Regions from separate parts of the Homo sapiens genome. Here region 1 is linked to region 2. Evidence: chromatin loops called from intact Hi-C (ENCODE). Cell type or tissue: adrenal gland. All regions are shown on one strand. Links, peaks and the distances in the headings refer to the core of each region. The heading gives the core; the rest is flanking DNA.

Region 1 (11,987 bases), core at 1,938-9,937, 340 kb before region 2:
TGTTACAATCTATTACCAGAGGGTGTTAACAGTAGAAAGAAAGTAACAGTCATCTTTATCTGTAATTTGCTGCTTGCTTGCTTTGTGTACCATAGTTAAAACTATTCAGGACCAAGAGTGTTATAAAATTGTATTTTTCTTTCTAGATAATATGGTTTTTCTGTATCATTTTCAATTGATATCACTACCGATCTATTTTTCATGACTTACCACATACTGGCTTGTGTTGTTATTCTGTATTGATTTAGGTTATTGCTAGCAATGTAGCCGAAACTCTGATTTCCAAGATCAGCAGCTACTAACTATGATTTCTCACCCAGGAGCATGAGGAGGGAATATACACAGCTCAGTGTTGTTGTTGTTTTTTTTTCCCTTAACATCAAAGGTGTTAGGGAAGTAATCAAGAACTACTTTTACTGTGAATGTCAGCTTGTGAAAATTGACATGATACAGTTCCAGCCTGACTCCCACTGGTCTCAAATACTTGATTAGAAAGAAGGCACACCATGAAACAGTTGGGGCTTGACCTTTAAAATGAAAATGGAATATAATTAGATTTGAAAGTGTAAACGGGCATAAAAGGGAAGGCTTAGTGAAAAATGATTATATTATTAATACTTGAAATTAATATTAGAATTAACAATTGAGATGTAAATAATGTTCTTTTAATTTAGAAACTGTCACACTTAGCAGAGCTAAAGGAGCATTTTTCTTTTGTCGGAAATGGAAATGTGCATAAAATATGTTTGTTTCAACCTTTACAAAAGTGTCCTTCAGATCCCATAATGTATTACTAAATAAAACTAAAATCTAGCCTGAAAAATCTCCATACTCACATACTTAGCAGGTAAACAAACTAAAAGTCTAAGTTTAGTAGTATGTGTCCCCGTAACAACAGCTTAGTCTCAGCCAATCCCAGTAGCTATACTTTAACCACTCATAGGCGGCCAACTGGTTAAACCTTGTTTAAATAAGGCAAATGCTGAGCTGTAACCAATCCAGCTATTTCTGTACCTCAGTTTCGGTTTCTGCACATTACATTTTTTTCCCATAGATATTTGACCATGTGACAGTGCCAAAGTCTTTCTGAAATTTCTTTGATTCTAAGGGCTGATTTGCAAATCATTTTTTTTCTTTTCTCAAGTAAACTCTCTTAAATTTGTCTAAAGTTTTTCTTTTAACAGTATCAATAATTTACATATTTTGAGGTGGGGAATAAGAATATACCTCATAGCACCTGGGTCCCAATACACTTTAAACAAGAGAGGTTTCCAAGAAAATTGAGTGAAATATAACAGGCTTTCTCTGGGACTGGCCCACAAAGAAGGGCATTACATAATGATAAAGTGTTGATTGAACAAGAAAACTTCACTATTCTAAACATTAATATTTATGCATCCAAAACAGGAACACCCAGATTCATAAAGCAAGTTCTTAGAGACCTTCAAAGAGACTTAGACTCCCACAAAATAGTAGTGACAGAAAAATGCAAAGTTAGGTAAATTGATAAGCATCATTTCATGTATCTATTATCTCTTTGTTAATAGTTCTCATTGCACTTTAAAAAAGGCTAGTTAAAATGTTTAAGCATTTCATAAACGTTCAATTCAAAATAGAATAACCTGCTGCTAAATGACTTTTAGGTAAATAATGAACTTAAGGCCAAAATTAAGAAGTTCTTTGAAACGAATGAGAAAAAAGATACAACATACCAGAATCTCTGGGACACAACCAAGGCGGTGTCAAGATGGAAATTTACAGCACTAAATACTCACAACAAAAAGTTAGAAATATTTCAATTTAACAACCTAACATCACAACTAAAATAACAAAAGAACCAACAAAAAACCAGCCCCAAAGCCAGCAGAAGACAGTAAATAACCAAAATCAGAGCTGAACTGAAGGAGATTGAAACACAAAAGTATTCAAAAGATCAATGAATCCAGGAGTTGGCTTTTTGCAAAAAAATCAATAAAATAGAAACACTGCCAGCTAGACTAATAAGAGAGAAAATCCATATATAACACAATCAGAAACAATGGAGGAGATATTACCACTGACTCCAAAGAAATACAAATAACTATCAGAGAATATTATGAATACCTCTATGCACACACAAGAAAATCTAGAAGAAATGGATACATTCCTGGACACATACACCCTCCCAAGACTGAGCCAGGAAGAAATTTTGAATCCCTGAAGAGGCCAATAGTGAATGAGCTCTGAAACTGAATCAGTAACAAATAGCCTACCAAAAAATAAAAAAAATAAAAAAAAATAAAAGCCCAAGACTAGACAGATTCACAGCTGAATTCTACCAGATGAACAAAGAAGAGCTAGTACCGTTCCTGCTGAAACTATTCCAAAAAATTGAGGAGGAGGGACTCCTTCTCCTTCATACCTCATTATGTGAGGCCAGAATCATTCTGATACCAAAACCTGGCAGAGACACAATAAAAAAAGGAAACTTCAGGCAAATATCCTTGATGAACATTGATGAAAAAATTCTCAACAAAACTCAGCAACTGAATCCAGCAGCACATCAAAAAGCTTATCCATCACAGTTAAGTAGGCTTTATCCCTGGGATGCAAGGTTGGTTCAACATACAGAAATCAATAAATGTGATTTGTCACATAAAGAGAACTAAAGACAAAAACCACATAATTATCTCAATAGATGCAGAAAAGGCTTTTGATAAAAACCAACATCCAGCCGGGTATGGTGGCTCACGCCTGTAATCCCAGCACTTTGGGAGGCTGAGGCAGGTGGATCAAGAGGTCAGGAGATCAAGACCATCCTGGCTAACATGGTGAAAGCCCGTCTTTACTAAAAATATAAAAAATTAGCCGGGCGTGGTGGCAGGCGCCTGTAGTCCCAGCTACTTGGGAGGCTGAGGCAGGAGAATGGTGTCAACCTGGGAGGCAGAGCTTGCAGTGAGCCGAGATCATGCCACTGCGCTCCAGCCTGGGTGACAGAGTGAGACTCCATCTCAAAAAAAAAAAAAAAAAGAAGAGAGGTGCCATGTGTACAAAAATCAATACATATTTATGAACTTTTTTTCATAAAAAGTAAGCCTCTGCCTCAAAAAAAAAAAAAAAGGAAAAGAAAATATGGAAGCTCCAAAGATAAAGAAAAGCCTCAATCCAACTATATTATTGCAATAACAAGAGATTTCAGAGTGTACATTGCCATTCTACCACTGGAAGTTTGTTTCATCTTCCCTCACACTCGGAAAGGTCGCCATCTCCCAAAGCAGACAAATTCTCACAGGAAAAAGAGAAAACGCGCACTTCCACCAGCATGTGGCTTCGTAAGGGCAAGCATGTGCACCTGGCACATAGGAGGTACGTGCTATTTGTTAAATGATATGTTCACAGTGACCAGGCCTGCTACGCCCTTCCAAGGAACATGCTTGGCAAAGCCATACAGCAGTCAGGATAAGATATGTATCACATCCTTATCTCTGGGAACTTACCCTTTTCTGAAGTTATAGCTAACTTAGTAAAAGCATAAGAGAAGTAACATGATATGACAAAATTTAACATGTTCCACTCAAGAAAACAACAAACACACGCATGTCCCTCAGATGACAACAGCCATGCCAACTCTATGTCTGTGGTGGCATCCCCTACCTGACACGATCATCACAGGGCCTCTGATCTCAGTCAACTTCTGCCAATGAAGTTCTGAATGAGGCATTATATCAAAGTGCTCTTTCCAACTTTGGAGGCCCCGTCACCACTACCACTATTGGTGGGGGCTCTAGTGGAGTTCGATCAACCACTGGAATACGATGCTTTTTTGTCTTCAAATCCTGAGTCCTATTCATTTAAAAAAAAAAACAAACAAAAAAGTAAACTCACTTTCAAAATAGAGTAAAAGTAGACTTTTAAAATATACTTATAGATATCAGTACTTTCGTATATTTTATAGAGTATAACAGACAATATATAAATATAATTAACTTGTCAATTAACTTGTTAACTTTTGAGCCCCATCCAAATAACTTCTGTTCAATAAAGATGTAACAAGATAACTTCAATAGTATAGAGAGTTGAAAATTAAACACTCCTTAAATCTGACTGTTTTATGAGTGATTTTAATAATTTTTTAAAAACCAAAAGGTAAATACCGAGGCAGTGCATCATAACAGATAAGAGCAGAGGCTCTGGAGTTAAATTTGGCTCTCCTACTTACTGGTTATACGATTGGAGGTAACTTGTTTTCTTGACCTCAGTTTTCTTGTCCATAAAAAGAGGGCAAGAATGATTCCTACTCTGGTAAGGCTGCTGGGAGGATTTAGTTGAATAATGTTTAAAGTACACTGCTAAGAATATCATAAGGACTCATTCAATAAAGCTATGTTAGTATTAAATGTTGTAATTTTTGTATTTTATATTACAACTTTGTAAAACATATCCAGTGGGAAAAAGCACACTTATCACCATAGAAACAGTTTAAAGTTTAGGAAGAATCAAATTCTATAAATTCTTGTATCTTGGGCAAGAAACACCAACCAGTGTGCAGATGCTGGAGGCAAGGCAGCTTCTATGGGAAGTCTTCTCACGTTTTAGTAAAAGCCACACAGCATGCATCTCCATGTCCTTTGGAGCTGGACTAGACTTGTGAATCCAAATGTCACCTGTGAGAGGCTCCTACTATTTAAAAAGAATCAATGAAAGAAGCATCAGACTGTAGCTAAACATACCTGTGAAAGGATCGAGCCATCCACACAGCAGACTGAACTGCAAAAGCTTTGGGATTTCTCTTCTGGGCATCTTCTTCGTCTCCTAGCTGGAGATCCTGCAGATGCCGCTTCTTTTTCTTTTCATCTTTGGGTCCACTGTTTTTCTTTCTTTGTTTCTTCTGGTCCTTAGTCTCCATAGTGGCTATTTACCAATAACAAGTAACTCTAACCTACAAGGAAGAAGGTTGGGGTAAGGAGGTGGGAGAAGCATTTTACAATCCAGGCAATACCCAGGGAAAAACATTAAATTTCATTTATTTCTTTATGAAGACATGATGTATTTGTTCACTGAACAAGGGTAGAAACTGCTTAACCCTCCCCAATTTCATTTATCTCTGTTATGCTATAAATTAGATGAGTTACTTCTGCTAAGATTACACTTTATGATTAAGTTACTTTTTATTCGTCTTAAGTGTCAACATCATCAGTATCTATTTCTGCAAGGATAGAAATATTCTGTATCTGTACTTTTCCACCATTTAGCCATTAGCCACATGTGGTTACTGAAAATGTACTTAGAGAAACTGAAAAAAACGAATTTTTAATTAATTTCATTCCAACTCTAAATAGTCACATGTGGCTACCATACTAGACAGCTCAGACCTAGATATTGACTGGACTAATGAAGTGGTTTCCTAACTTAAACCAAAACTTAAATTTTAATAAAAAATTTAAAATGCTTTTATGAACTTCCAACATGATCACAGTATTACTTTTAGTACCTGTTGACTCTGCAAAACTCCTAAATTACAACTCATCTACATACATTTGAAAAATAGCAATATCTGCATGTGTGAGATATGACTGGTTCTAAATGATGCCTGGAGACCCTATGGACTTACAGAGACCCTTCCAGTGATTTCTGAGGTACCTGGGAATCTGTGGCCAATAAATTGGTAATCACTGAATTAGTGAGTTTTTTTTTTAGAATATCGGGCTGCATAAAATCTGACAGCTTGATTGAAAAACAGCGGGGCAGGGTGCCACTTCATTCAATTAAGGTCCTGTATTAATTCCGTTTAATAAATGTTTGTGTCTGTCTATGATGTGCTAGCCACTGTGCCAGTAAATGGATATACCTATGATCTGACTTGCAGAGAATCCAAACTAGTATCTTTCGTGCCATGCAATAAGGGCTACATTGCAAGGCTGCACAGGGTGCTACTGGGGCACAGAGGTGAGTCAGAGGCTTCCCACAGACACACACACGAGCGGAAATAGAAAGTCTTTATATATCACCATAATGTCAAGGAACACCAGCCGGGAGTTAGGAGAGCTGGGCACTAGGAACTCTTTGAAACCGAATAGCTGTGTGATTTCAGAGATTATGTTGCTTCTCTACTATATTTTAGTTCCGAACTTGTCCTAATGTTTCTCTCCCTTTTCTTCTTGGGAAAAGCACAATTTGGGGTCAACACATTCGGCTCAGGTCTAAGTCGCCTGCCGGGACCACGTCGCCAGGAAACCACGTCTCCCCGACACCTTCCCTCCCCGTCCCGGCTCTCTGCAGGGATTCACCCCGTCCCTCTCCCAACGACCCCCGGGCACACCTCTGGCAGATGCGAAATATGCTGCTCCTGGGGAGCAAAGATGAGCCGGAGGACCTTCCCACGCGCACGACTCGCGATCTTCCCAGTGCCCCAGAGCCAGGGACCCCACCGCCGCCTACCCCAGCCCGCGGCACCACCGAACCTGCTCACAGCTGCAACTCCTCAGGTCCGCTTGGACACCGCGGGAAACGGAAATTCACTGTCGCGCCGACTCGCCGGGAGGGAAACAAAAGGCAGAAAAAAAAGACCGGTGCCTGGAGGACTTTCAGGGTAGAGCTGGAAGAAAGACTCGTCAACAGCTGAGTGCAGGCGCCGGCGCCGTCTGCGCAGTGCGTTCCACCGGGTCCGCGTGCCTCCGGATTCCGCCCCACCCCGCCCTCGGAACTCGCTGCCTCAACTCCTGCGGAGGGACTCCGGAGCAGTGTACACCGCGCTCCAGGAGTCCTCCCCGAAGGCCAGAGCAGCTGTGCGGCCTGGCGCGGATTAGTTGGTGCGGTGCAAAAGCCAGAAGGAGGCACATTTGGTCCTGGCCACCCCGGAGTGACCGTGCTCCGGACGAATGGACTATGGCTGGACTGGGAGTCCACTTCCTCCTCTTTAAAGATGACAGATGAGGGAGATCTCGCGTTCTGGGGGTGCCCTAAAGCCCTCTTTTGGCCGGAAGCGGTGGCTCATGCCTGTAATCCCATCCCTTTGGGAGGCCGAGGCGGGAGGATCGCTCGAGCCCAGGAGTTCAAGACCAGCCTGGGCAACATAGGGAGGCTACGGCTCTCTCTCAATAAATAAATAAATAAATAAAAGCAAGCCCGCGTCCTGGCGGGCGCCTGTGGTCCCTGTGGTCCCAGCTACTCTGGAGGCTAAGGCAGAACGATCGCTTGAGCCTTGGAGGCGGAGGTTGCAGTGAGCTGAGATCGAGCCACTGCACTCTAGCCTGGGCGACAGAGCAAGACACTGTCTCAAAGAAAAATAAATAAATAAAATAAGGCCTTCTTTTTCCAGGACCAACAGACTCTGAGGGCAGGGACAAACTGACCCAGCCTAAACTACCTCGCCTTCCCTGCTCCCGGTAAAGGGGCTTTCCCTGAGGGAATGTAGCATCTTGCCATTTTCTTCCTGCACAGCTTTGCCTTCCCAGGGATCCTCCCATTGCCACCTGAGGAAATGCCTTGGAGTCCATCTAACCCCCAGCCCAGGTACTTGGGACGCCTACAGAGCCTACATTGTCAGGATGCATCTTCCTCTAGTCTTGGAGGGGATCCTTTCAATAAGATCCCACCAGTGCACGCAAGGCTCAATTCTACACCTAAAAACTAGGCCCACTCCTGTCACCGAGACCCCCAGGCTTCAAGTCCTGTCACAGGGACCTTGTTTTCGCCCCCAGCAGCCCTCAGGTATTCATTCTGCATAGGCTATATACTGGGTGCTAGACTGGGGAGGCTACCCACGTGGCACATGATTCCCTTATCCCTGAAGAGCTTAGGATGTTGTAACTTCTTCACACTAGGCCTCTTACTTCATGGAGATGTCAGTATCTGGGTAGATAATCCTTCTGACATCCTTTTGATCTCATGAAGCCCACTCCTGTCCTCTGCCCTACCTCAGCTTCCCCCTCCCTCCATGATCAGACCTTAGACCTTGTCAGGTCCAAGGACTGCAAACCCCACAGTAGCCCACTCTGACCACCACCTCCTAGCTATCCAGGTTACTCCCTATACTGCCCTGAAACAAAACTCCTGCAACCTTACCAGCACCTCCAATCAAGATCTTACTACCTGTTCACTGTTTCTTCCTTCCTTTATGACTTTTCCCTCTCTAGTGAGCCAGCTTAAACTCCATGGCCAACCATTCTCATTGGTCCCTTGCACACCTCCTCAACTCACCCGCCTCCCTGTCACCTCCTATCTGCTTAGTAAGATGGGAGCCCTGGATAAACCCAGCTCTCCATCTATTCCATGCCACAACGATGCAACTAAACATGGCTGGAGGAAAACAGGGCCATGCCAGCAGTCCTCACTTTAATCATTCTTTGTCCGGTCTATTCAATCTCCCATTGTTCCAAATGAGTATTTTGCACGTCTTCCTCTCTGTTCAGTCCTTCCTACTGCCTCCCCCTTCCTTGCCTCCTGAAAAAAGAAGGGAAAAAAGACCTTTTGAAAAAAGAAGGGATAGGTGTTCACAACTCAGTGTGAAGTGTTTAAAAGAGAGCCACACAAGCACGAAGAAAGCCAGGAGTGAGTAACCTGCAGAAAAGTAGGTAAAGGTTCTGATCTGGATCCAGATGAGAAATGGAATGGCAAGTGAAAATCAGGAAATATTTTGAAGAAGATAAATGTTCCTGGGTATCTTTGAATACCTGGTAAATTATTAAGTTCTTATATATAATAAAGTAAGACTGTAGGTTTGTCTTTTTATTCAGGTATTTGAGGAAAATGTGTCTCCAAGGACTATTGAAATCTGAGACATATGTTCTGGGTACATTAAAGAGAAGGTATAGTAGTGTTGAAGAATTTCAAAATATATTTAGGTCTTGTAAGTCAGCCCTTCTCCTTACATTAACTATATGACTCCTTCATAGTGGATTATCATTCCATCCAAAATTTCCTATTTCAAAAGCCACATTTGGTTCATGCAGATATGAAAAGATGCCATAGTAGGAGAAAAAAGTTTGGAGATGATGAAGATGCAAACAGGAGTATTTAGTAATACTTTAGTAAGCTTACACGAATACGATAAAATACAGTTTTAATTTGGTTTCTAAGTATACTTTATTCTAGACATTATAAATCACCATCACTTGAGAGAAAAAAAGAGAGCCAGAGATGAATATACACGTTCCAACATAATGTAAAGGCATAATAGCATCCTCAACATGACATATGCTGTGCTCCTAAATATTAAGGATAAGATGCTAAAATTTGTCTTTATCCCCATGTTTTGGGTTCTAAAATATTAGATGTAGAAAAAAAGAAAAAGAAAGTAAAAAGACACCACTCTAAGACAAGGAATTTTATTTTCATAAGACATCCATATCCACATAATTTGTAGGCAGTTTCCTAAATGGCTTTCAGTGATCCCCTTTTCTTAACATTCATATTCTGTCCTTTCAGCTTGATAGTTGGCTTGAGATTAATCACACTTGAGCTTAATCACTTCCAAGTCTAGATGACAAAAGCCTTTGACTTTTTTCTTGCACATTCTTTTTTGCCTTTTTATTTATTAGCCCTGTCGAAGCTGCTTCCATGTTGTGAGATGCTTTATGGGTAACATCCATGTGGTAAAACAGTGAAGTAGGCCTCTTGCCAACCACCAATTAAGAATAGCCATAGAGGAACTGAGTCCCACCAACAGCTACTTGAGTCACTGTAAAAGTGGACTCATCACTGGTTGAACCTTGGGATAACAATAGCCCAACTGACACCTTGATTTTAGCCTTGTGAGATATTCAGACACAGACAATGCAGCTAAGCATTCTCTGAATTTCTGACTCATGGAAACTGTGAGATTATAAATGTTTGCTGCTTTATCCACTAAGATTTTGGATAATTTGTTAAACAAATACATAACTAATACACATACACAACTTGCAAGATAAAATATAACTTTAGAGGAAAAAAGAAGAAATCAAACAAGAACTAGATGCAGTTAACATAAACTAAGCTCAACATATTTCATTACAGCATGTGGAAATTGTAAAGTATCTTTTTCTTATATATGTTAAGTACTCAGTAAAAAATTACAGTATTGCTGAAATCTGTATACTGAAGTTGAAAAAGACAAAGAAAACTTAGAGGATGTGTGGGAGGTAGTGAAAAGATAATTAAAAGATTCAAAATCAAAATTTATATAACAGAATTTGTATTTTAAGAAAAATGTAAAGAGTTACAAAAAGTATGTCCCCTTCTCTGACAGTAATTATTACCCTATTTGCTATAATATAATAAATAAGGTTTTGAGTAACAAATTTGTGGCAGATTTAAGCAACAATCCAGGTAAACAGACACCTCTCTTTCAATAAGGGAGAAGGAAATGACAATTACATTATTCAGCAAAAACATTTTATCTTTGTTTACAGACTTTGTGTGTGTGTGAATGTTTCTCACAAATTGCAAAGGTCCCCAGTCTTAACAAAGAATTTATTTGACCATTAACTATATTTCATGTGTAACCTTTATTTTACAACATGAAATTATATATTGAATTTAGATTTTTACATTTTGTTAATTACTACTTCACAAGAAGGGGAAAAATAAAAAATCTTCAAAAAGCAATTATAGCTCAATGATTTAAATCAATTCACCAGGCTATGGTTGTGGCAGATAATAAAAAATTAAATTCTTCCAAAGCTAAGTTGATTACTCTGAGTACCTACCTGTGTTCTTCCAAAATTTTATAAATTACATGGGATTGGAACTCAGAGGAAATTTAGATTGCTTTTTTTCCAACTTTTAAGTTCAGTGGTACATGATCATGATAAAATGATGGCTAAAATGAGGATCTAAATCTATTGTATCATTACTTTACAATCAGAAATAAATGATAACAGTAAAGTATTTTATTAACTTATTTCTGAGGTAATAGAAAAGGAATATATATCATGAGGAAGAATGAATTGATTTGGACTGGTAAGGATTTTAAGTGAAAATTTATGTGATTTTAAAAGAAATTTACACACCTAGTTAGTATGCAGGAAGGTGTGGAATGCAAAAAAGACCTGAGATAAAATTAATGGCTTAAAAAATTCTGAGAGCCCAAACAGCCATGCACCATTATATTCAAAAACAAAATAAGCACATGCTGAAACATTACCTTAATGTGAGGAAAAACTTGATGTGCCGGGAATAGTGAGAAATGACATATTTCCTGGACTGGCCAGACTGCTTTTTTAGTAAATTGGAGCCACAAAATCAAGGTATATATTCAATCCATGAATGTTTTGATTTCTCATTTGCAGCATTTTGAGGTTTTGATACATCAAAGCATTCTGAATAATAAAATCTCACATCTAATGTTGGTAAATATGACCACAACAAACTCTAAAATTCTACACTCCTTGCCTTTCTGCCTGAACCTTGCCCCCCAAAAACAATTTATTTCAGGCATTTCCAGTCAAAATTTTAAAACTGATACTAATTTTGTGTAGTTTGGGTCATGTTTATGACATATTAATTAGTCATAGATGTCAAGAAACAGAATGACCTAGGTAATATGCTCAACTCTGAAGCTAGGCTGTCAGGTTTTGAAACCAATGGATTAAGAACAGGGAAGTGGCTGGGCGCAGTGGCTTATGCCTGTAATTCCAGCACTTTCAGGGGCCGAGACAGGTGGATCACTTGAGATCAGGAGTTTGAGACCCACCTGGCCAACATGGGTGAAACTCCGTCTCTACCCAAAATACAAAAATTAGCCAGGCGTGGTGGCACACATCTGTAATCCAAGCTACTCAGGAGGCTGAGACAGGAGAATAGCTTGAACCTGGGAGGTGGAGGTTGCAGCCAGCCTGAGTGACATAGCAAGACTCTGTCTCAAAAACAAAACAAAACAAAACAGGTAAGGGGTAATTCTCCAAAGAAAAACTACCATTATTTTATCAAAATAATGAAGGAAGCATTCTGGTCAGTCAAACCAACCTATGTCTATAATCAAAGTGCAAGCTTTACAGAGAAATTTTTAATACAGAACTGAAATATTA
Region 2 (11,987 bases), core at 2,676-10,675:
CACCCAGCAAAGCTATTATTCAGAGATGAAAGAGAAATAAAGACTTTCCCAGGCAAACAAAACTAGAGAAAATTCATCACTACTAGACTAGCCTTATAAAAAATCCTTAAGGGACTCCTATACCTGGAAGTGAAGGAAAAATAACTACCTTTGTGAAAACATGTGAAAGTATAAAACTCATTGGTAGAGAAAACATACAAATGAGAAAGAGAAAGCAATCAAAATTTATCACTACAGAAAACCAACAAACTACGAAGATAAACAATAAGAGAGGAAGTAACAAAGAAGAGACAAAATAATCAGAAAACAACTGTTTAAATCACAAGAGTAATCCTCACTTATCAACAATAACCTTGAATGTAAACAGACTAAATTACTCAATTAAAAAATATAGACTGGCTAAATGGATAAAAAAAGGGACCAAACTATATGCTTCTTATAAGAAACTTACATGACTTGTAAAAACATGCATAGACTGAATGTAAATGAATGAAAAAAAATTCATGCAAATAGAAATAAAAAGTGAGCAGAAGTCACTATACTTATTTCAGATAAAATGTACTTTAAATCAAAAGCTGTGAGAAAAGTCAAGGAAGATCACATATAATGACAAAGGGATTGATTTAGTAAAAGGATATGACAATTGTAAAGATACATTCACCCAACACCAGAAAACCAAACTATAGAAATCAAATATTATTAGAGCTAAAGGGAGAGGCAGACTCCAATACAATAATTGTTGGGGACTTCAACAGTTCACTCTCAGTATTGATAGATCGCTTAGACACAAAATCAACAAAGAAACACTGGATTTAATCTGTGCTCCAGAACAAATGGACCTAACAGACACTTGAAGAACATTTCATCTGACAGTTACAGAATACTCATTCTTTTCATCAGCACATAGAACATTCTCCAGGATAGACCATATATTAGGCCACAAAGCAAGTCTCAATGAATTTTAAAACATCACAATCATTTCAATTACCTTTTATGAACACAATGGAATAAAACAAGAAAGCAATAACAAGAGGAACTTTGGAAACTGAACAAATACATAGAAATTAAACAATATGCTTCTGAAAGACCAATGGGTGAATAAACAAATTAAGACGGAAATTAAAAATTTCCTTGAAAGAAACAAAAATACAAACACAACATATCAAAACCTAAGAGGGAAATTTATAGCGTTGCATGCCTACATCAAAAAAGTAGATGATTTCAAAAAAATAAAACAATAATGCACCTTAAAGAACTAGAAAAGCAAGAAAAAGAGCCAAACTCAAAATTAGTAGAAAGAAACTTGAAAAATCAGAGCAGAAATAAACAACAAACAGACTAGAGATCAATAAAATGAAAAGTTGGGGAGGTTTTTGTTTGTTTGTTTGTTTTTGTATTTTTCTGGGGTGAGCATCTTACTCTGTCACCCAGGATGAAGTGCAGTGCCTCTGTCATGGCTCACTGCAGCCTCCAGCTCATGAGCGCCAGAGACCTTCATTCTTCTGAGCAGCTGGGAATACAGGCATGTGCCACCACACCCAGCTAAGATTTTTTTTCTTCTTTTTTAAAAGATGTAGTATTTTTTTTATTGCCCAGGATGGTCTCAAACTCCTGGCCTCAAGTGATCCTCCTGCCTTGGCCTCAGTGCTGGGATTACAGGCATGAGCCACTACACTGAGCTGAAACGTTGGTATTTTGAACAGATAAACAAAATTGACAAACCATTAGGTAGACTAACTAAAAAAATAAGAGAGAAGACTGAGATAAGTAAAAATGAGAAACAAAAAAGGAGACTTACAATTGATACCACAGAAATACAAACGATCATTAAACATTATTATAAACAACTTATGTCAACAAATGAGAAAATCTAGGGAAAATGGATGAATTCCTGGACACATACAACCTACCAAGACTGAACCAGGAAGAAATAGAAAACCCGAACATACCAATTACTAGTAACAATATTGAATCAATAATAAAACGTCTACCATCAAAGAAAAGTCCATGACTAGATGCCTTCACTGCTGAATTCTGCCAAAGTTTTAAAGAACAAAAAACACCAATTCTTTTCAAGCTATTCCAAAAAATTGAAGAGGAGGAAATTCTTCCAATCTCATTTTATGGGGCCAGCATTATCCTGATATCCTGACAGCAAAACCAGACATAAACACAACAACAACAAGAACAGTACAAGCTAATATCTCTGATGAACAGAGATACAAAAATCCTCAACAAAATACTAGCAAACAGAATCCAGCAGCACATCCAAAATACAATCATCATCAAGTGGGATTCATCTCAGGGATGCAAGGATGGTTCAACATATATAAATCAATAAGTGTGATACATTACATCAACGGAATGAAGAAGAAAACATATGATCATCTCAATAGATGCAGAAAAAATATTTGACAAAATTTAACATCCCTTCATCATAAAAACCCTCAACAAATTAGGTGTATAAACCAAGTACCTCAACACAATAAAGGCCATATACAAAAAAATCGACAGCTACCATCATACTGAATGGAGAAAATTTGAAAGTTTTCCGCTAATAATTTGAGCAAGACAAGGTTGCCCACTTTCACTACTCTTTTTTTTTTTTTTTTTTTTTTTTTTTGAGACAGAGTCTTGCTCTGTTACCCAGGCTGGAGGGCAGTGGTGTAGTGGCGTGATCTTGGCTCACTGCAACCTCCGCCTCCCATGTTCAAGTGATTCTCCTGCCTCAGCCTCCCAAGTACTGGGATTACAGGCACCCACCACCATGCCTGGCTAATTTTTTTGTATTTTTAGTAGAGACGGGGTTTCACCATGTTGGCCAAGCTGGTCTCCAACTCCTGACCTCAGGTGATCTTCCCACCTTGGCCTCCCAAAGTCCTGGGATTACAGGCGTGAGCCACTGCGCCCAGCCCACTACTCTTATTCAAGATAGTTAAGGAAGTCCTAGCCAGAGTAATTAATCATGGGAAAAAAATAAAGCGTATCCAAATAGGAAAGGAAGAAATCAAATTGTCCCTATTTGCAGACAACATGATCTTAAAAAGACAAAATCCTAAAGACTTCACAAAAACACTCTTAGAACTGATAAATGAATCCAGTAAAGTTGCAGGATACAAAATCAACATACAAAAATCAACAGCATTTGTATACATCAAGAAGAACTACATGAGAAAGAAATCAAGAAGTCAATCCCGTTTACAATGGCTACAAAGTATAAAATACCTAGGAATAAATGTAACCAGGGAGTGAAAGATCTCTACTATGAAAGCTATAAAACACTGAAGAAAAAACTGAAGAGGATACAAAAAAGTGAAAAGACATCTCATGTTCATGGATTGGAAGAATCAGTATTGTTAAAATAACCATACTACCCAAAGTGATCTACAGATTTAATGCCATGCCTATTAAAATAATAATGACATTCTTCACAAAATGAGAATGAACAATCATAAAATTTGTATGGAACCATAAAAAGACACCAAATAGTCAAGGCAACCCTAAGCAAAAAGTGAAAAGCTGGAGGCATCACACTACCTGACTTCAACATGTACTACAAATCTATGATAACCAAAACAGCATGGTGCTGTTATAAACACATAGAGCAATGGAACACAATAGAGAACACAGAAATAAATTCGCATATTTATAGTCAACTGATTTTTGACAAAGGCATCAAGAACATATGTTGGGGGAAAGAACAGTCTGTTCAATAAATGATGCTGGGGAAACTGGATATTCATATGCAGAAGAATGCAACTGGACTCCTATCTCTCACACATACAAAAAATCAACACAAAATGGACTAAAGACTTAAATGTAAGTCCCAAAACTATGAAACTACTAGAAATAAACACAGGAGAAGTGCCTCAGGACACCGGTTTGGGTGAAGATTTTATGAAAGACCTCAAAAGCACAGGCAACAAAAGCGAAAATAAACAAATGGGATTATATCAAACTAAAAAGCATCTGCAGAGAAAACAATCAGCAGTGTGAAGAGAAAACCTGCAGAATTGGAGAAAATATTTGCAACTATTAATCCAATAAGGAATTAATATCCTGTATACACAAGGAACTCAAACAAGTCTACAGCAAAAAAATCCAAATAATACAATTTTAAAATGGGCAAATGATCTGAACAGACACGTCTTGAAAGAAGACATATAAATTGCCAACAAGTATATTAAAAATGCTTGGCCAGGCCCGGTGGCTCTTGCCTGTAATCCCAGTAATTTGGGAGGCTGAAGTGGGAAGTTGGCTTGAGCCCAGGAGTTTGAGACCAGCCTGGGAAACATAGTGAGATTTCATGCTTACAAAAATAAAAAATTATCCGGGCATGGTGGTCTATGCCTATAGTGTCAGCTACTCAGGAGGCTGAGTTGGGAGGATTGCTTGAGTCCAGGAGGTGAAGGCTGCAGTGAGCTGAGATTGTGTCACTGCGCTCTGTCCTGGGTGACAGAGCAAGACCCTGTCTAAAATAAAATAATAGATATAATATAAAAATAAGAATTCTCAATACTACTACTCCTAAGGAAAATGTCAATCAAACCACAATGAGATATCTCACCCCAGGTAGACTGGCTCTTATTAATAAGACAATAACTAATAAATACTGGCAAGGATGCAGAGAAAAGTGAACTCTTATACACTGTTGGTGGAAATGTAAAGCAGTACAGTTATTATGGAAAACAGAGGGGAGATTCCTCCAAAAAACAAAAAATAGAACGACCATATGATCTAACAATTCCACTACTCAGTATTCATAGGAATATATTCAAAGGAAAGGAACTCAGTATGTTGAAGAAGTATCTGCACTCCCATGTTTATTGTAGTACTATTCACAATAGCCAAATGTGGAATCAAATTAAGTGTCTACCAATGGATGGATGGATAAAGAAAATGCGATAACTATACACCATGAAATACTGTCCGGCCCTAAGAAAGAATGAAATCCTGTCATTCATGGCAACATGGATGAGCCATTATGTTAAATGAAATAAAGCCAGGAAGAGAAAGTTAAACACAGCATCTTCTCACACATATGTGGAAGCTAAAAATAAAGTTAATCTCACAGACGTAAACAGTAGAACAGAGCATACTAGAGGCTGGGAAAACCAGGAGAATGAAGGATGGGGAGAGCTTGGTCAATGGACAAAAGATCATAGCTAGACAAGAGCAATGAGTTCTAGCCTTCTAGAGCACTGGAGGGTGACCATAGTGAACAATAACTCATTATATACATTCAAAGAGGTAAAAGAGAAGACTGTGAATGTTCTTATCACTAAATATTGATACACTTTTGGGGTGATGGGTATACAACTTACCCTGATTTGATCATTGATTATTGCATACATGTATCAAAATAGCTCACTATATCCCATGTATATATAAAATTATGTGTCCATTAAAAATAAGAAATTTTTTAAAATTAAAAAGAGTAAAGAATAAGTCACCCAAATTAAAAACAAGCAAACCCCAAGAAAAGACTATAGTTAACAATTATATCCCTGTGTGTCAATCTGAAAATATGGCTGGGGTATGTAAGAGAAAACACTTATTGTAGAAGAGTATCTGCAGTATGGTCTTATTGATGCAAAGTCAGTGTGTGTGTGTGCGTGTGTGTGTGTGTGTGTGTATGTGCACGTGTGTTTTCCTGAGCCTATTTCATTGGAGATAGTTGCTGCCATCTGCCAGTTTCAATTCCTCCAAGGCGCAGAATGGGAAAAACTGTCTCCCTCACCTCAAAGCCTTAATAAAACATGACGTGTTTCTCTGGGGTTTGGAAGACTCAAAATGCTCAGGGTAGTGAGGTGAGAGGGCTGTGTTGATGAAAATTAAAATTTGTCATTTCTAGGTCATAGAAAGATTTATTGTGTTATGCTTTTTAAGAATGCAGTGACATTTATTAGATGTGCCAATGTAATATAGATATGTGTGTAAATATACAGCACACAATATATGTGTGTACATATATTTATAATACATACACACATAATTGCTTAGTATGCTGGCTGCATCAAGGAAAAGAAGCGTCAACTTCCATTCCCTTAATGTGGCTGAGCTGCCCCTTAGATTCTGACAGTAGAAGTGATCTTGAAATATATCCATAATTAGTAAATCTATTTATGCATCTCTTTGTCTCCAGGTACAGGTAGATTAAGCACATCCCTCTGACTCTGGGAAGGTTCTAGCAGAGGACTGAGCTGGAAAGAGGATTTCTGGGTAATTTTGGCAATCCATGTAACCCCTGTCAGCCTCAGTTGACTGAAGTATGGAATGGGGATTTACTTACTCTCTGTACGCCTCATAGAGTGCTGCAATGATCCAAAACGACGGGAAAGCTCTAGCAGCCACAGACAGCCTCTTCCCACTGCTAGCACCCAGTGCAGCTGGAGAAAGGGGAAGGAAAGAGTCCCTTGAGCACTGAGAGAGAGGTCTCGAATCTGCAGAGACCCCCGTGGGCTGTTCTTAGGGCGGTGCATGGCTCCCACTCTGTGCCCCTTCAGTCTTAAAAAGCGTCGTCTTCCTGGTTTCAGTCACACTGGGTGAGGAGGGGGTCCTGCCACAGGGAGTGGGACTCGGAGTGCAGTGAGACTGTGGACTCTGAGGTGGCTTCGCGTGGGCACCCAGGGCCTGGCAGTGTGAAGAGGATGTCCCCGCAGAGGGAGGTGGCCCAGCATGGGGGTTGAAGCCCCTAGGAGAGTGAGAAGGGCACTGAAGGAGAGCGGACCGGCCAGGGCAATGGGGCCTGAGCAGGGGGAGGAGGCTGTGGACGCGGCAGAGTGGCCTGGCTTGGACACTCGGAACTCAGCAGGGACTGCAGCAATTCTTAGTGCTAAGAATGACAAGCTTGTGTTTCTTAACTACATTCTTTAGATTTGCTGGTGCCATGTGCTGGTAAACTGTACCTGTCTCAACATCAAACTCGGATAGTGTCCCTTGCAGCACGCAGGCGAGTGCATGGTTCCCCCTGGCGGTCGGTGGCAAGCCTCACTCACGAGTCCACATTGCTACAAATCAATCAAAGGGCAACAAAGAGCGTGATGAGGGATGGGATCTTTACAATAGTCCCAAAGTGCGTCCCCACAACATAGTCACTGATTAAAATCAGAAAAAGAATAAATTTGCAGTGGCAAATTGTGACACCCACCACCTTAATTAAATGATCAACACGAACATCATCAGTCTTGGGGCAAACTAAAGTCACATGCTGCCGGGTAGAATGGGAGAAGAGCGCAGCCGGGTGTCGATGGTATTTCTGCCGAAGTTACAGAACCTGAATCTAACTGTAAGGCAATACAAACAAACAAACAAACAAAGTGAGGGGTATTTTACACAGTAACTCCCCTGTGATCTTCACACTGTGTTCAGGTCATGAAGGTGAAGGGAAGACAGAGGGACTTTGTGGGTTTCAGGACCCTGGAGAAGCGTGACAACCGAATAAGGCACATGGCTCAGAAACGGATCCTTTGCTATAAAGGACACTATTGGGGCATTGTGTACATTTTGCATAGGGCCTGAAGGCTATTTGGAGTTATTGTATCCGTGTTTATTTCTTGATTACGGTTATAATGCAAAAATGCCTTTGCGTGAAAAACACATTAAAGTATTGGGGTGTTGGGGTTTCATGTTGACAACCTACTCTCATAGGTTCAGGGGAAAAAAAAGTCGTACGATACTGGCAATTTTTCTGTAATTTTGATGTTGTTTCAGAATAATAAAATGAAAAATGAAACTGACCAAGGCCACCTGGTTAATAAGTGACAGCTCTGGGTCAAAACTCAGGTGTGCCTTTCCCCTAAAGCCATGCCCTGCCCTGCCAACCACAAGGCCCTGCACATCCAAGTTGGCCTCTGTTCCTGCTCATCACCTGCAAAACAGCCCTGCCTCCCCACAGCCAAGTTGCTGGAGCTTCGCCCCACCTGCCCCCAACCTGCACTGGCCTGACTCCCCCATTCCACACCTGGCCCAGCACCCACCACATGGTGTGGCAGACAGCACTGGGGCAGCTGAAAGACTCCATGCTACAAATTGGCACTGCCCAGCTTCCTGCTCCTGGGAGTGGGGTCCGTTGTCTGAGCTTCCGCTCCCTGGAAGAGCTCCAAACTCCTCAATGGTTTGGGATTTTTCAAACCAATTCCAAATAAGCCAGGGGAGATTTTCCTGTCTGGGTTCCCATCATTACCACCTCCACAGTTGGAGATTCCCTCCTAATCCAGATGCTCAAACCAGGACCCTAACAACTAGGGCTTCATATATCACTGGGACACTTAGCATAATCACCATTGCAGGTTGCCAGACATCACCCAAAGTGATGTTCTACCAAAGACAGAAACTGCAGCTCTCCCATGACCTTCCAGGTGCTGCCCTGACTCCTCCAGCTGAACCTGCTAGGGCAGAGGGAAGTGGAACGTGCAGCATATTTGCCTGCCACTCTGTCCATGTGCCCACCAACTCGGCTGCAGGCTCCAGAGACACTGGCTGGGGGTCCTGGGGCTCAGAGCTGAGCAAGGTTACAGGGCAGACAGGTTGGCCTGGATCAACCTGACCAACCTCAGCTGAAGCAGTGACTTCTTCATTGTCTGAAACTAAACCAGGAACCCAGTGGAGCTCCCTGAGTGCAGAGTGGGTGACCTTAGCCAGTGAGGCATTTCTCTTCTTACAGACCTGGTATTTTTCTTTACCAGGTTCTGTGCTCCCCTCAAGGGTCCTAAGTATTCCTGCAGCCTGAGTGTTCTGCAGGGAAATGTGCTGTGTAAACACTATGCCTATTTCCTGCTTGGAGAACAGGTTTTGTGGTAGAGCTCTCAGGGGTGGGGAAGAAGCCTGGCAGCCCACATGCTATAAATTCTGTTGTCCACCTTTATGCTCTAACTTGGAGGCAGAGACCCAAGCAGCTGGAGGCTCTGTGTGTGGGTGAGTTTAGCCACATCCCCTAGGTGTTCTCCAGCTTGAGGATCGCAGGCAGAGAGGACCAGCCCAGCAGCCACAGGCCTGACCAAGGCCCAGGTTGGGAAGGAGGGCAACTCCCCATTTTCCACTGGGAGGTGTTTCACAGCATGGTCAACATGGATGACCTACAAAGACCCTCATGCTTTGATATCTTCCTTGGCCAGATCCATCCCTACCAGGGACTCAGCAGGGCCTAAGCAGGGGGAGTGGGAGAACAGACCCCAAGAGGAAGGAAGACCTCATCACTGACTGTGAGAGGGTCATCACCCCCCGATGATCACCTTGAAGGGTCCAGGCTGTGGGCCCTATTCATCTCTTTTCATTCTCAGGTCGCTGATTTCTTGGAGCCTGAAAAGAAGGTAACTGGGCATATGAGGGACAGATGGAGTGAGTCAGTGAGTGAGTGACCTCATCCTTCCTTCTAACAGCCTGGGAGGGACAGGGCAGGTTTTCTGCAGAGCATGGAAGATTCAGCTGAAATCAGAGAGGTGAAGCCAGTTTCCCAGGGTAACATAGTGAGGCACTGAAAGAAAGGAGACTGCACTGGAGCCCAGGTCCCTGGGCTCCCCAGAGCTCCTTACTCTTCCTCCTCCTCAGCAGTCTTGAGACCCCACAACCTCCAGCCGGAGGCCTGAAGCATGAGGCCATGCCAGGTGCCAGGTGATGCTTGGAATTTTCCCGGGTGCTTCGGGTCTTCCCAGCACTCTGGTCTCGCCCGCCCTGCCTCTCGGGCTCTGCCCAGCTTCCTGAGTCCTGACAGAGCACAGTGGGGGAGATGTTGGCAGAGGTGGCAGATGGGCTCACGGCCATCCCTCCGGCAGGAGCAGCGACTGGACCCAGAGCCATGTGGCTGTGCCCTCTGGCCCTCACCCTCATCTTGATGGCAGCCTCTGGTGCTGCGTGCGAAGTGAAGGACGTTTGTGTTGGAAGCCCTGGTATCCCCGGCACTCCTGGATCCCACGGCCTGCCAGGCAGGGACGGGAGAGATGGTGTCAAAGGAGACCCTGGCCCTCCAGGTACTGTGCTGCAGACCCCACCCTCAGCTGAGGGACACAGACCCCTTTTCAGGAGGCCCATCTGTCCAGGCCCCTAGGCTGTGGGCCATAGTGAGCTGGGGGCTATAGTAAGCTGGGTGGGACTTCAGTCTGCAGGGGTGGTGGGTTCCTGGGGCCCTTATGATGGCGCATCCTGGAGAGTCTGTCCTCATAGTGCCCACGGAGTGATAGCTGAGCCAGCCCCGGTGATAATGGGCATCGAGTCTCACTAGCTCCAACCAGTTGTGGGTGACAGATCCTACACATCCATGTCTCTTTTCTCTGCAGGCCCCATGGGTCCGCCTGGAGAAACACCATGTCCTCCTGGGAATAATGGGCTGCCTGGAGCCCCTGGTGTCCCTGGAGAGCGTGGAGAGAAGGGGGAGGCTGGCGAGAGAGGCCCTCCAGGTGAGCAGGGCGGGGCAGGTGGGCAGTGGAAACATGGGCACAGCGACCTGAAGTCAGTTACACAGGGGTGATGGGGGTCAGACAAACCCTGCAGGTTCCCCAAGGGCATTTGGCTCAACCTAAGTAAGAGAATATGAATTTGAGGGAGAAAGCCGAGGTGTCTGGGGAGTGTGGTCACAATTCAGAGAAGGGCAGGTGTGGGAAGTCCTCCGTGCCTCATGACCGCTGATGGGGACACACTGAGTCAGGTGTGGGACGAGGGACAGCACTGGGAGGCAGGGGAGGCATGTCCTGGGATGGAGGCCCTGGGGGCAGTCTGAAGGGTGAATGCGGACGAGGCATCCAGGCAGATGGTGTGATCAGGAGCCCCACAGACAGAGGGGAACTTTGAAGCTCAGAGCGGTAAGCAAGTCCATCAGGGCAGTGCAGAGAGCATCATGCTTGCCCTTGGTGGAGGGTGCGGGAGAGGGACTTGCCCCACAGAGGCGGGCAGACAGAACCCCTCGAGGGACAGAGCAGGAAAGAGGACAAGGGGTGGGGGTCTCAGCAGGGGCAAGGCTTCACTAAAGAATAGGGGACCACGGGGTGTGGAGACACACTGGAATCTCGTGGACCCTCTGAGCCTAGGGTCTGGGTGGTGCCTAACAGCAATGAAAGGGCAGAGTTCCAGGATTGCAGATGGCAAAACGCCTGCGTGGCAGCAAGTGGGAGTCTTCACTGGCCTGCCCCTCCTTCTGTGTGGGGCACTCTCCACAGGGCTTCCAGCTCATCTAGATGAGGAGCTCCAAGCCACACTCCACGACTTCAGACATCAAATCCTGCAGACAAGGGGAGGTAAGGGGACCCCCTGGGCCTCACGGGGTAGGAGTTTCCCACAAATTCCCCTCATTCTCAGCACCACCTTCTAGAATAGAGATGACAAACAAGCGTGCACATGCAGGTGTTGGGGAAAGGAATGATGCTTGCTTTTCTGATGTCTTTGAATGGCCAAGAGGAGACAAGCAGACACAATTCACTCCCCATTTCATAAGAAAGCAAGTTCTCTGCCTGTCTTGCTTTCCACTGAATCCTAGGAAATTGCACCATTTCTGGCAATAAGTAATTGTTACTTAGATGAATGAATAAATGGAGGAGAGTCTAAAAGTGAATTTAGAAAACTGCAATTGGAAGAGGAAGAGAAGACACAGAGAGAGGCAGAGATGGAGAGACTGGGGAGAATCTGGTAGCAGAGACCCTAGGTGAGGGAGGTGGCTTAGAGACAAAGTGGTCAGTGGCCTGACCTGGACTCCTCTGCTCTCAGCCCTCAGTCTGCAGGGCTCCATAATGACAGTAGGAGAGAAGGTCTTCTCCAGCAATGGGCAGTCCATCACTTTTGATGCCATTCAGGAGGCATGTGCCAGAGCAGGCGGCCGCATTGCTGTCCCAAGGAATCCAGAGGAAAATGAGGCCATTGCAAGCTTCGTGAAGAAGTACAACACATATGCCTATGTAGGCCTGACTGAGGGTCCCAGCCCTGGAGACTTCCGCTACTCAGATGGGACCCCTGTAAACTACACCAACTGGTACCGAGGGGAGCCTGCAGGTCGGGGAAAA

The links. Hi-C counts contacts between places; a loop is a spot of excess contacts. Peaks named below come from ENCODE experiments on the same cell type or tissue, not always from the same donor. Only the 100,000 strongest peaks of a DNase experiment are listed, where the experiment ranks them.
Region 1: a loop joins it to region 2, with 4 times the contacts of the local background. A loop is called at or near these places in 1 of 110 quality-filtered maps.

What each region holds. Positions count from the first base shown.
Region 1 is chr10:79,899,503-79,911,489 of GRCh38, reverse strand. It overlaps the pseudogene BMS1P21. Among named protein-coding and RNA genes, the nearest start is that of SFTPD, 44 kb to the left of the region's middle. RefSeq lists an enhancer at 6,421-6,520. In adrenal gland, for the core only: no CTCF peak of the experiment used is centred there; DNase peaks (open chromatin) are centred at 6,379, 6,599 and 7,539; H3K4me3 peaks cover 1,888 bases; H3K27ac peaks cover 1,375 bases.
Region 2 is chr10:79,557,293-79,569,279 of GRCh38, reverse strand. It overlaps SFTPA2 (surfactant protein A2), which reads left to right and starts at 8,873. Exons shown (of 6, transcript NM_001098668.4): 1 at 8,873-8,916; 2 at 9,282-9,311; 3 at 9,774-9,968; 4 at 10,275-10,394; 5 at 11,151-11,228; 6 at 11,695-11,987. The coding sequence starts at 9,797. RefSeq lists an enhancer at 6,679-7,192. In adrenal gland, for the core only: a CTCF peak has its summit at 6,961 (motif pointing left); a DNase peak (open chromatin) is centred at 6,917; H3K27me3 peaks cover 698 bases.